2 separate regions of the Homo sapiens genome follow, and region 1 is linked to region 2. Evidence: chromatin loops called from intact Hi-C (ENCODE). Cell type or tissue: mammary epithelial cell. All regions are shown on one strand. Each heading gives the region's core, and the rest is flanking DNA. Links, peaks and the distances in the headings are about the cores only. Region 1 overlaps CTIF (cap binding complex dependent translation initiation factor). Region 2 overlaps CTIF (cap binding complex dependent translation initiation factor).

Region 1 (5,371 bases), core at 124-5,123, 100 kb after region 2:
ACTGTCCCAGGCATGTGGCAGCTCATCTAAACTTCATAGTGACCCTACAAAATAGGTACTATTATGATCCCTTATTTTACAGATCAGGGAACTAAAGCACAGAGGCCCTGCCCCTGGTTTCCATGGCTGGTTCTGGGGCTGCTGGAAAGAACATAAGATGGAGGGTCAGAGGATGTGACCTCCTGTCCTGGTGTCAGCAGCAAAATCCAAGAGACTTGCAGTCTCTCGGGGGATCTTTGTAAAACGGAAATGATAATACCTTCCTTCCCACATGCCCCAAGGCAGGAGAGCACTTGGAAAACTCATGAAAGACAACACAACTGAGTGGCAGGTGCTGTTATTTAAGGCTACAGCACACCAGCGATTTCTCAGCTGTTTCCTGTAGAAGGGAAGGCAAGGCCCTTGACAGCCAGGAAGCACAAACTACAACTAGATCCTCTCCGCCAAGAACGCGTCACTGATGAAGGCAGTGCCACAGCAGGGCTGTGGGGCTTGGACTCCGTGGAAAACAGCTTGCAAAGTCTCCACATCACAAGACACACACAGACGGTGACATCAGTAATAAACAGGACCGGAGACAAATCAAGACCCGAGTTAATTAAATATGCAAAATTATTTAACATGACCATGGATCAACCAATTGCCATTAAAGGAGGAAATTGACTTAATATGCAAAAATTAACACAGTATTCAAGTAATGAGAAAGAGGTGATTCTTCCCTTAAAATTTATCTCAATATCAGGGTGGCATCATATTTTCAATAACATTAAGTTGTTTAAAACAAGCCGACCAGGCTTGGTGGCTCACATCTGTAATCCCACCACTTTGGGAGGCTGAGGCAGGAGGATTGCTGGGGCCCAGGGGTTCAAGACCAGCCTAGGGAACAAGGTGAGACCCCCCATCTCTACAAAAAAATAAAATTAGCTGGGTATGGTGGTGTGCGCCTGTGGTCCCAGCTCCTCGGGAGGCTGAGGTGGAAGTATTACTTGACCCCAGGAAGTCGAGGCTGCAGTAAGCTGTGTTCGCACCACTGCACTCCTGCCTGGGTGACAGAACAAGACCCTGTCTCAAAACAAAACAAAACAAAAACCTACACAACCACCTACACCAAGAAGGTAACCTCAATGAGAACTAAGCTTCTGTTTTCCAAAATATCTCCCCAAACTAAACAGCTTCATTTTATTCAAGTACCTAATGTTCTGTCAATAGTTAACTATTAGATGAAAGAGGGCAAATATTCTCCCAGGATAAGCCACAGGAGAGCCAGGCTTTGGGGACCTTCACAGAGGCCTAGCGAAGGCCGCCTGCAGCAGGTGGGGCTGTCCCCGGGCTGTGACACGGAGCTGTACTCATCTACCCTTCCCCAGCAAGGCCTCCATCCACACATGGGAAGCTCCCTCCACCACCCACAGAGGTCCGGTCCTGCTTGCACCCAGGTGGCAGGCAACACGTCTGGGTACCACCTACGGCCACAAAACCACTTTTCTCTGTAGAACAATCTTCTAGCCTCTAGGACACCCGATGCCTAAGTCCTTGCCCCTAAGATAGACAGGACCATGGGGAATGCAGCTGCCAGGAAGGAACACTTCAGAAAAGCTGGCTCCTGAAAATGAGGAAAACCCCAATTTGGCTAAACCAAGGGAGAGCCAAGTGTGGTCTGAAAGCAGCCATATAGAGAGCAGCCTTTCCCCCAGATCAAAAATCTCCAGCAGAGATGAAACTGAGATTCCGGGTTCTCAGGAAGTCTTTGAGCCTTTTGAGGGGGTAGGGGACTGGTGCTGATGGCTGGGGCGGGGAACAGGGCCAGAGACCACAAGCAAGAGGGAAGCACCTGGGAAGACCCCACCCCACTCAATCTCAGGGGTCCCAAATCTTACTGTGTCAGGCACAGGCCAACCAAGGAGAAAACAGAGACAGCAAAAACCTTAGAACAGGGCCAGGCACGGTGGCTCACGCCTGTAATCCCAGCACTTTGGAAGGCTGAGGCAGGCAGATCACCTGAAGTTAGGAGTTCAAGACCAGCCTGGCCAACATGGCCAAACCCTGTCTCTACTGAAAATACAAAAATTAGCCAGGTGTGGTGGTGTGCACCTATAATCCCAGCTATTCAGGAGACTGAGGCAGGAGAATTGCTTGAACCCAGGAGGTGGAGGTTGCAGTGAGTCAAGATCGCGCCACTGCACTCCAGCCTGGGTGACAGAGTAAGAATCTGTCCAAAAAACAAAACAAAACAAAACAAAAAAAACCTTAGAACAGGAGACCCTTCTGTACAGGGCAGAGGAGCTGCAGGCCAGAGTGGGGTCCCATAGGGAAACTGAGTAGATACCATAGTTGAAACTGTCTCCCAAGATCCCAGAGAGATGAATACAAAAGTCACCTTCAAACCACTACCAAGATTGAGGTCAGCTTTTCACTGGCAGGAAAGTGAGTCACCCCAGCCTTTCCTGCTCCTAGTACAGTTTACATCCCCAAGGGTGGAGGAGGCTGGGTGTCATCCCTGCAGACTAACCAGTCCCTTATGGGAATGGTGGGGGTGGAGGAGGGGCCAATCAAGTCACTAATCTGCAAACAGGGAGCATCCTAAGAAAGGGCCGGTCTGCAGCCCCAGGCTCCCACCTGCCCAAGAGGCGGGTGCTATGCTAAAGCTCCTAAATGCCCCCCAGGCTATGTGGGGTCATTTGCAGGAGGAAGCAGGGAAGGTGACATTCAGCGTGAATCTCCTTTCAGCGTCAATATCTTTTCAGTGTGAAGTGTCATTTCAGTGTGCAGTCTCCTTTGCTGATTTTTATGACAAGAGTCTAAGGCAAATCACTCTGGCCCAGGGAACTGGTTCCAATAGATTACTGGTTTTCATATTTGTGTGGGGCATGGCAACTATTGAAATATGTCTTCCTTTCAGTTACGGTTTTGAAATGTGGACCTAAGTCTCTAGCACTCATTTTTATCAGGCATAATTATGATCATGCTCGATAAAAATGAGTCTATTTGTCTGGAGTCCTCAGTCCCAGAGAACAGTGCTTTCTACAGTTCTTGGCCTGCATAAGTTCCCAACAACCAGGATCAATTCCTCTTGTAGCAACCAAAACAAACTGATGTCCCCTCTCCAAGCTTAGAAGCCTAATTTGCCAGATGTTATAGCCTCCAGAGGTTGCCAGAGATGGCCCTGAGATCCCGGGGGGCTGCAGAAAGAAGAGTCAACAGGCAAGGGGGAGATGCTGACCATGCCACATCAGTTCTAGTTAGTGGGGCCTGCTCCACCCAGTTTTTATATAAGGCCACCAGTGAGAGGCAGCATGGCCCAGTGGATAAGAAGGCAAACTCTAGAGCAGGACTCCTGAATTCAAATTTTGCCTTTGCCACTTAGTAGCTGTGTGACCTGAGGCAAGTTACTTAACCTCTCTGTTAACTCTGCCTCAGTTTTCTCCTCTCTAAAATGTGGGTGATGATACTACTGCTCATCTCATAATGTTTTCATAAGGATTAAGCAGTAAGTTAACAGTTTTAAAGCACTTGGTACAGTGCCAGGCACATGCCAAGTGCTGTGAGAATTGCTTTTATTGTTAAAAATAAAGAAGAGTTGTTTCCAGAAAAAAAACAGTATGGCTAAAATGAAGTTGAAAACCATTGTTTTAGATCAGGGGTGAGCAAGTGTTTTCTGTAAATGGCCAGACAGTAAATATGTTAGGCCTTGTGAGCCATATGTTCTTTTTTTTGTAACCAGCCAAAAGCAACCGTAGATGTACGTGAAGAAACAGGCATGACTGTGTTCCAGTAAAACTTTCATTTAGAAAAACAGGCATTGGGCTGGAGTTAGTCTGCAAGTTGTAGTTTGCCAACCCCCAGCCTAGACCAAATTCCCTATTTTACCGATGAGAAAAATAGAGTGGGGGTAATTATCTGACACAGCTGGAAGCCAGGTCTTGGTCCTCCTAGACCAGGGCACTTTCTAAAATCAAGTGCCCCAGGAAGGAAAAGAGAAGTAGTCAACAGTTCATTCAGAATATAGACACACTTCCACTGTGTTCTGCCAGGGGACAAGGACACCCTGAGAAAAAGTGACACTGAGGCCATTGCTTTCCATCAGTGATACTTTGGGCTTCCTGAAAGTGGGGCACAGGGATGGAGTGTCCCCTGATCCATCTCTGCAGCCCCCAGCAGCCAGCACAGGGTCTTGCCACAGTGGAGTTTCTCTGAGAAGGGTCTTAACTGTGGATGGTCTTGCTGCGAAAGACTCCGTTGCTGCAAAGCCAAGAGCCTGCACTTCCCAGTCTCAGCAATTTCTGGGAATGGCTGAAGAAATAAAGCTCCACTATATGCCCAGGACAAGGGGGAGCCACTTTTAAATTATTAGCCACTTTTAAAGAATTAGCATATAAAAGGGGCTTCAAGCAAAACATTTACTAACTATAACTGAGCTCAAATGATACAAGCAAGTTTTTATAAACACTCCTTTTTTTTTTTTTTTTTTTTGAGACAGAGTCTCACTGTCGCCCAAGCTGAAATGCAGTGGCACAATCTTGGCTCACTGCAACCTCCACACGCCAGGTTCAAGTGATTTCCTGCCTCAGCCTCCCATGTAGCTGGGATTACTAGCATGTGCTACCACACCCGGCTAATTTTTGTATTTTTAGTAGAGATGGGGTTTGGCCATGTTGGCCAGGCTGGTCTCGAACTCCTGACCTCAAGTGATCTGCCTGCCTTAGCTTCCCAAAGTGCTAGGATTACAGGCGTGAGCCACTGCACCCAGCCAAACATTTCTTTTTCACTCCTCCACAAAAGACTGCAAGTAGAAGATGAATCTAAACCTCAGGGAAGGTCTGTAATAAGGAAGGATAGGCCGGGCAGTGGTTCATCCCTAGAATCCCAGCACTTTGGGAGGCCAAGGTGGGAGGATCACTGGAGCCTAGGAGATCGTGACCAGCCTGGGCAACGTGGTGGAACCCTGTCTCTACAAAAAATACAACAAATTTTGTGGGGTACAGTGGTGTGAGCCTGAAGACCCAGCTCCTCAGGAGGCTGAGGAGGGAGGATGGCTTGAGGCCAAGAGGCGGAGGTTGCAGTGAGCTGAGGTCACACCACTGTACTCCAGCCTGGGCATCAGAACAAGATTCTGTCTCAAAGAAAAAGAAGGAAGGATATTCCTTTTTGTGAGACCAGTTGTTATGGTTAAAACAGCCTCCAAGCCGGGCGTGGTGGCTCACGCCTGTAATCCCAGCACTTTGGGAGGCCGAGGTGGGCAGATCACAAGGTCAGGAGATCGAGACCATCCTGCCTAACACAGTGAAACCCCATCTCTACTAAAAATACAAAAAATTAGCCGGGTGTGGTGGTGGGTGCCTGTAGTCCCAGCTACTCCAGAGGCTGAGGCAGG
Region 2 (5,371 bases), core at 118-5,117:
CCTCGGCATAAGGGGAATTCCTCTCCTTCATAGTTATTCATCGCTTTTTTGCTAGGAAGTTAGTTCATCTCTGGGGACTGGTGAGACACTTTGGCAAGCTTGCCTTCAACATGCAGGCCCCATTGGGCACCTGTAGTCAATAAGGCAGCACCATCGCTTCGATCTCCCCAGGCCTCAGTGTCCCCACTGACGTCACCAGCTATGTGCTCCCGGGGCACACAGGAGAGACTGGAGCTGCCCAGGGAAGTCTCCCTCCTGAAGCCTTTCCCAGATGGTTCAACCTGTAAAGTGCTCTCCTTTCTAACCCCTTTTGCATTGACTTTATTTAACCCTGCACCAGGCATCACACTTTATACCTGTCTATATATGTCTTTATGGTGTCTATATGTCTACACTGCATAGTCTAGTCTGTATGTCTACACCGCATAGTCTAGTCTTTCTTCCCCTACACAGTCTCCATCATGAATAGGTTCATATTTCCTTTTCCCAGTAGAATAAACAGTCCTTCTGGGCAGGGACTGTATTGTATACTCGTGTGTGTGTGTGTGTGTGTGTGTGTGTGTGTGTCTACTTTCCTGGTACCCAGCACCATGCAGGGACCCAGCAGGTCTAGTGACAGACTGGCTACACTGAACTTGAGAAAAGCAAAATCCTGCTCCTATTCCTGTGGCATACCCAAGCTCCGCTACACTGTTGCAACAGGACACTGGGCAAGCATCACCTTTGCTCACAACCCCTTCCTGAAGCTGACCCACTGAGAAAGGTAGGTAAGGCCATCCTTCCTAAGCACAGAAGTGTGGAGGCCCAGCCCTGTGCAGCTCAGCAGTCTGGAAGGAGCATGGCCTCCCTGCAACTGAATGAGTGGGCTGAGCAGGCAGTGAGCAGGGTGGATGGGGTAAGGTAGGGTCGGGAGCCTTGCAGCTGTGTCTCTCCTATGCTCCATCTTAACCAGTGCCTCCATGCGCAAAGCCATCTCTCCCTCTTCACCCAAAGAGAAATGGAACCCACAACAGGGAGGGCAATGAAAAAGAGGCGTGTGAGAGGCTGGTGTCTCCTGGGAGAGTCGGATGCAAGTGATGGGCCTCTCCCCAGCAACACACACGTGTGCATGCACACATACAAATTTGCAGAAAATTTTAAGGAGGTTAAGAATACCCTGATGTGGTGAACTAGGGGTTGGATGGTGTCAGAAGGCCTGGCCTTAAATGATGGCTCTGTTATTCAGGCAAGTTACTTTGCTTCTCTGAGTGTTATTTTCCTCATCTCTAAAGTAGGAATGAGCCCATTTCTTTCCACGGGTTGTTGCTCATTACACTATGATGGGACCAATGTTGCCAAGAGGAGAGGTTGAGTGGGACAAATATAGCAGCAGGAAGACATGTGAGATGTAGGATAGTGTCCAGTAAAGTCACTAATACTTAGACCTGAAGTGAAAGGGAGACAAGAGTGAGCAGGGGAGGGCTGGAAGGAAAAGTAAGGGTCATCAGTATCATAATAAAACACAAACAAACAAAAACCAAGAAAGAAAAAAAAACACAAGTGCTGGTGGGGATGTGGAGAAATTGGAATCTCATACATTGCTGGTATGAATGCAGAATATTCAGCTGCTATGGAACACAGTTTGACAGCTCCTCAAAGAGTTCAACAGAATTACCATACAACCCAGCAATTCCACCCCAGGTATACACCCAAGTAATTACAAGCAAGGACTCAAAAAGATACAGCAGTATTTTTGACAATAGCCAAAAGGTGGAGATGACTCAAGTAAGGATTGATAGATGCATGGGTAAACAAATTGTGGTATATCCATACAATGGACTAGTATTCAGCCATGAAAAGGAATAAAGTTCTGCTACATGCTATAATGAATGAACCTCAAAAACATTATGCCAAGGGAAAGAAGCCAGGCCCAAGAGGTCACATATGACTGTTTCTGTAAGTATGCAAAATAGATTAATTAATAGAAACAGAAAGCAGATTGGTGGTTGCCAGGGACTGGGGGTGGTGATGGGATGGGGAATGATTGCCTAGTGGGTATGGGGTTTTATATTGGGATGATGAGAATGTTTCAGAACTAGATAGACATGGTAGTTGCACAACAGGTCTAGCATACTAAATGCCAGTGGACTGAACACTTTATAATGGTTAATTTTATGGTATGGGAATTCTGCCTCATTAAAAATTATATAAAACTATAAAAGAAGGAGCAGCCATTTGTCCCACACCTCTGTGTCTCGCTGGAGTCACATTCCCGTCCTGAGGTCTGCCCAGGCTGTGACACCACTTTTGAAAAGGGAAGGCAACCCTGCCACACAAAGTCATAGAGGGTGAGAAAAGCCAGTGTAAAATCAGGCATGACACCAGCTGCTCCCCAAGTGTGGTCCCTGGACCAGCATCAGCACCCGCTGGGGAACTTGTTAGAAACACACAGCCTCAGGCCGGGCGCGGTGGCTCATGCCTGTAATCCCAGCACTTTGGGAGGCCGAGGCGGGTGGATCATGAGGTCAGGAGATCGAGACCATCCTGGCTAACAAGGTGAAACCCCGTCTCTACTAAAAATACAAAAAATTAGCCGGGCGCGGTGGCGGGCGCCTGTAGTCCCAGCTACTCGGGAGGCTGAGGCAGGAGAATGGCGTGAACCCGGGAAGCGGAGCTTGCAGTGAGCCGAGATTGCGCCACTGCAGTCCGCAGTCCGGCCTGGGCGACAGAGCGAGACTCCGTCTCAAAAAAAAAAAAAAAAGAAAGAAACACACAGCCTCAGTCCACACCTACGGAATCACAGACTCTGGGGTGGGCCTGTCCTCTGTGCCACCGCCCAGGTGATTCTGCTGCGCTGGCGTGGATTACTGACAAGCAGGGCCACTGTGGGTCATCAGGAGCAGGTGGGGATGGCATGGCTAGAGGGGGCTGGGCAGAGGGAAATGGAGGGATTCCAGGAGAAGCCAGTGAGCCTGCAGCTCTGGGACGCATAAGAAGAGCATCCCGGGGCATCAGCCACCTGAGTCCCCTGTGCAGCAGAGCAGCCTCCCTGTGGAGGCAAAGGCCACTCCCGTCCCCTGCCCCACCCCACCCTGGGTAAGAGCCCCAGCACCCCTTACCCTTCGCGGTCGATGTGTGGCAGGGGCTGCTTGGGCGTGTGTCGGACTTTGCGGTGGAACTGGGTGAAGTCCAGCTTTTCCGGCTGCAGGTCCCAGGTGGCACCACTAGAGGGCGAGGGAGGGTGAGAAACGGAGGCAAGAGGGCAACAGCCCAGTTACTGACGGAACCAGGGGGCCAGGCTGAACCTGGCAGAGCAGATCCGCAGAAAGGAGCCGCCAGGGGCCAGGCGGGGAGCCCCACTCAGAATGGAGCCCCAGGTGCCACCCCTCACCTTCCTCACCCTGCCGTGGGAAAGTGCATGCTTATGAAACAAGTGTGGGCCTGATGCCCATTGCACAGCGGCCTCTGCAACACCTGAGTTTGTTTTCGTGCCCACATTTGAGGAAGGCCAGGGAGAGCAAGGGGCCAAATGCCAGTCTCCAGCCTCTGACAAGCAGCTCAAAGTGACGACCCGGCCACCCTGAGGTAGATGAGGCAGGCTAGTGGGAAGCGGGGCCCAGCCTCTGCAGCCCCATCCCGGGGGCCCTCCCCATGCCTCCACTGTCTCCCGTTGACACTCACCGCCTCCTCTCTCCGGCCTTCTTTCCACCCCATCCTTCCTACATCCCCTACTCTGCTTCTCTCTGCCTCTTGCTCATGAACCATCAGCGTTCATTCCGTCCCCAAGGAAGCCAGTTTCCCCGGCTGGACCTCACACCACAGGGAAGGAGGGAGGAGGAGGTTACCTGAAGGAATCGAAGGTGTTGGCCGCCCAGATGTCCGTGCCCAGCATGTCCAGAGAGTTGTCTTTGCTGCCATTCTGGAAGAGATGGGGGTGAAAGGGCTGACATTAATTGCTCGGCCAGGATGCTGAGAACACGGGGCCAGGGCCTGAGGGGCTGGGGGGCTGGAGTGAGCCCCCAAGTGAGTATGGTGGCTGGTGCACCCAGTCAGAGTCAGGGGACTGCCTGGGGGTCTCCTGGCCTCCCCCCAGGCATAGGCCCTCGTTTCACTGAGGTTTTATAGATGTATACAGAAGGGTCCAGGCCCCTGCTGCCCCAGGCCCATGGCTCTCTCCTCAAAGCCTCCACACCCAGCAAGGGCTCTGTACCACCCAGAGCCACCATCACCACTGCCAGCCTGATGGCTGAGGCTTCTCCCCAGGGAGGGGCTCTGCAGAGCCAGGCCCACTGGGGAGCCCATGGAGGCTGCCTTCCTTCACAGTTCAGTCCTACTCCCCAGAAGCCCCCACCGACCAAGGCTACACCAGCAACTGGATTTCTCTGAGTCGAGCCGATCCTCCAGTGTTCCCTATGTGACCCACCCCAGAGACAGAAACCTCTTTACTCAATGCAGCTTCTATGATTTGGTTTCTCTGCTCTCTGGCTGGTGAGCTCCCTGGCAAATTCTCCAACCCCTGACCGCACCTGATGCCCTCCAGCCCTTCTTACCCCTGCAATCTGGTTTCCATCGTCACACTCTTTAAAACAATACTTCCACATCCACCTGAGCTGAACGTGTGCACGCCGTATGACCCAGAAATTCACTCCCAGGTATAAACACACAGAAATGTGCCCGATGCTCACCAAAAGACATGTACAGAAAGCGTATACAGCAGCATCCGCCATTACAGCTCCAAACTGGAGACCACCCACATGCCTGTCATCAGCTGATTCGATAAATAAACCGTGGTATGTTCACATATTGGAGTATCACACCGCAGTGAGCACAAACAAAGTAAAATAACATGCAGCAATATGAATAAATATCACAAGCATACAGGGAACAAAAGAACCCAGATGCAAAAGAGAACCAATTATGTTCAGGAACAGGCAAACTAACGAATGTATAGTGAAAGAACTCAGATAGTAACTGGAAGAGGAAACCAATCTCTCTTCCAGAGAGAGACAGAGAGAGCGAGCAGCTTTGATTAACTAGAAGGAGAGGGCACAAAAACCGGGAAGGCTGGACAGTCCAGCCTCCAAGCAGAAGGGGCCAGGCACTCCAGCCGCCACAGACAGGAGGCAGGAGGTAATGAGAGCCTGGAGGAGAGGTGGAGGGCTTATGGAGTCGAAGGGACAAGAGGACTGTCTGGGGAGAACCACCTGGGCTGTCTGACTCTGGGCAAGTCCCTCAGCCTTCCTGGGTCTCATTGATAACATGAACACTGGTCCCTCTCTCTGGGCACCAACAGCCTGCAGGTCTAAGTAACTTGAAACTTCCTCATTCCAGGCTGCCCTGAGAGCTTGCACAATCCTTTCTAGCAGATCAGCCACATTTATTCAGGGCCGCC

Evidence for each region. Peaks named below come from ENCODE experiments on the same cell type or tissue, not always from the same donor. Only the 100,000 strongest peaks of a DNase experiment are listed, where the experiment ranks them.
Region 1: a loop joins it to region 2, with 11 times the contacts of the local background. A loop is called at or near these places in 2 of 110 quality-filtered maps.

Annotation. Positions count from the first base shown.
Region 1 is chr18:48,560,335-48,565,705 of GRCh38, reverse strand. The region is part of intron 1 of CTIF (cap binding complex dependent translation initiation factor); the gene reads right to left. Among named protein-coding and RNA genes, the nearest start is that of CTIF, 24 kb to the right of the region's middle. In mammary epithelial cell, for the core only: no CTCF peak of the experiment used is centred there; a DNase peak (open chromatin) is centred at 2,435.
Region 2 is chr18:48,662,279-48,667,649 of GRCh38, reverse strand. It overlaps CTIF (cap binding complex dependent translation initiation factor), which reads right to left. Exons shown (of 12, transcript NM_014772.3): 4 at 3,825-3,898; 5 at 3,099-3,203. Among named protein-coding and RNA genes, the nearest start is that of MIR4743, 5.6 kb to the left of the region's middle. In mammary epithelial cell, for the core only: a CTCF peak has its summit at 3,201 (motif pointing right); no DNase peak of the experiment used is centred there.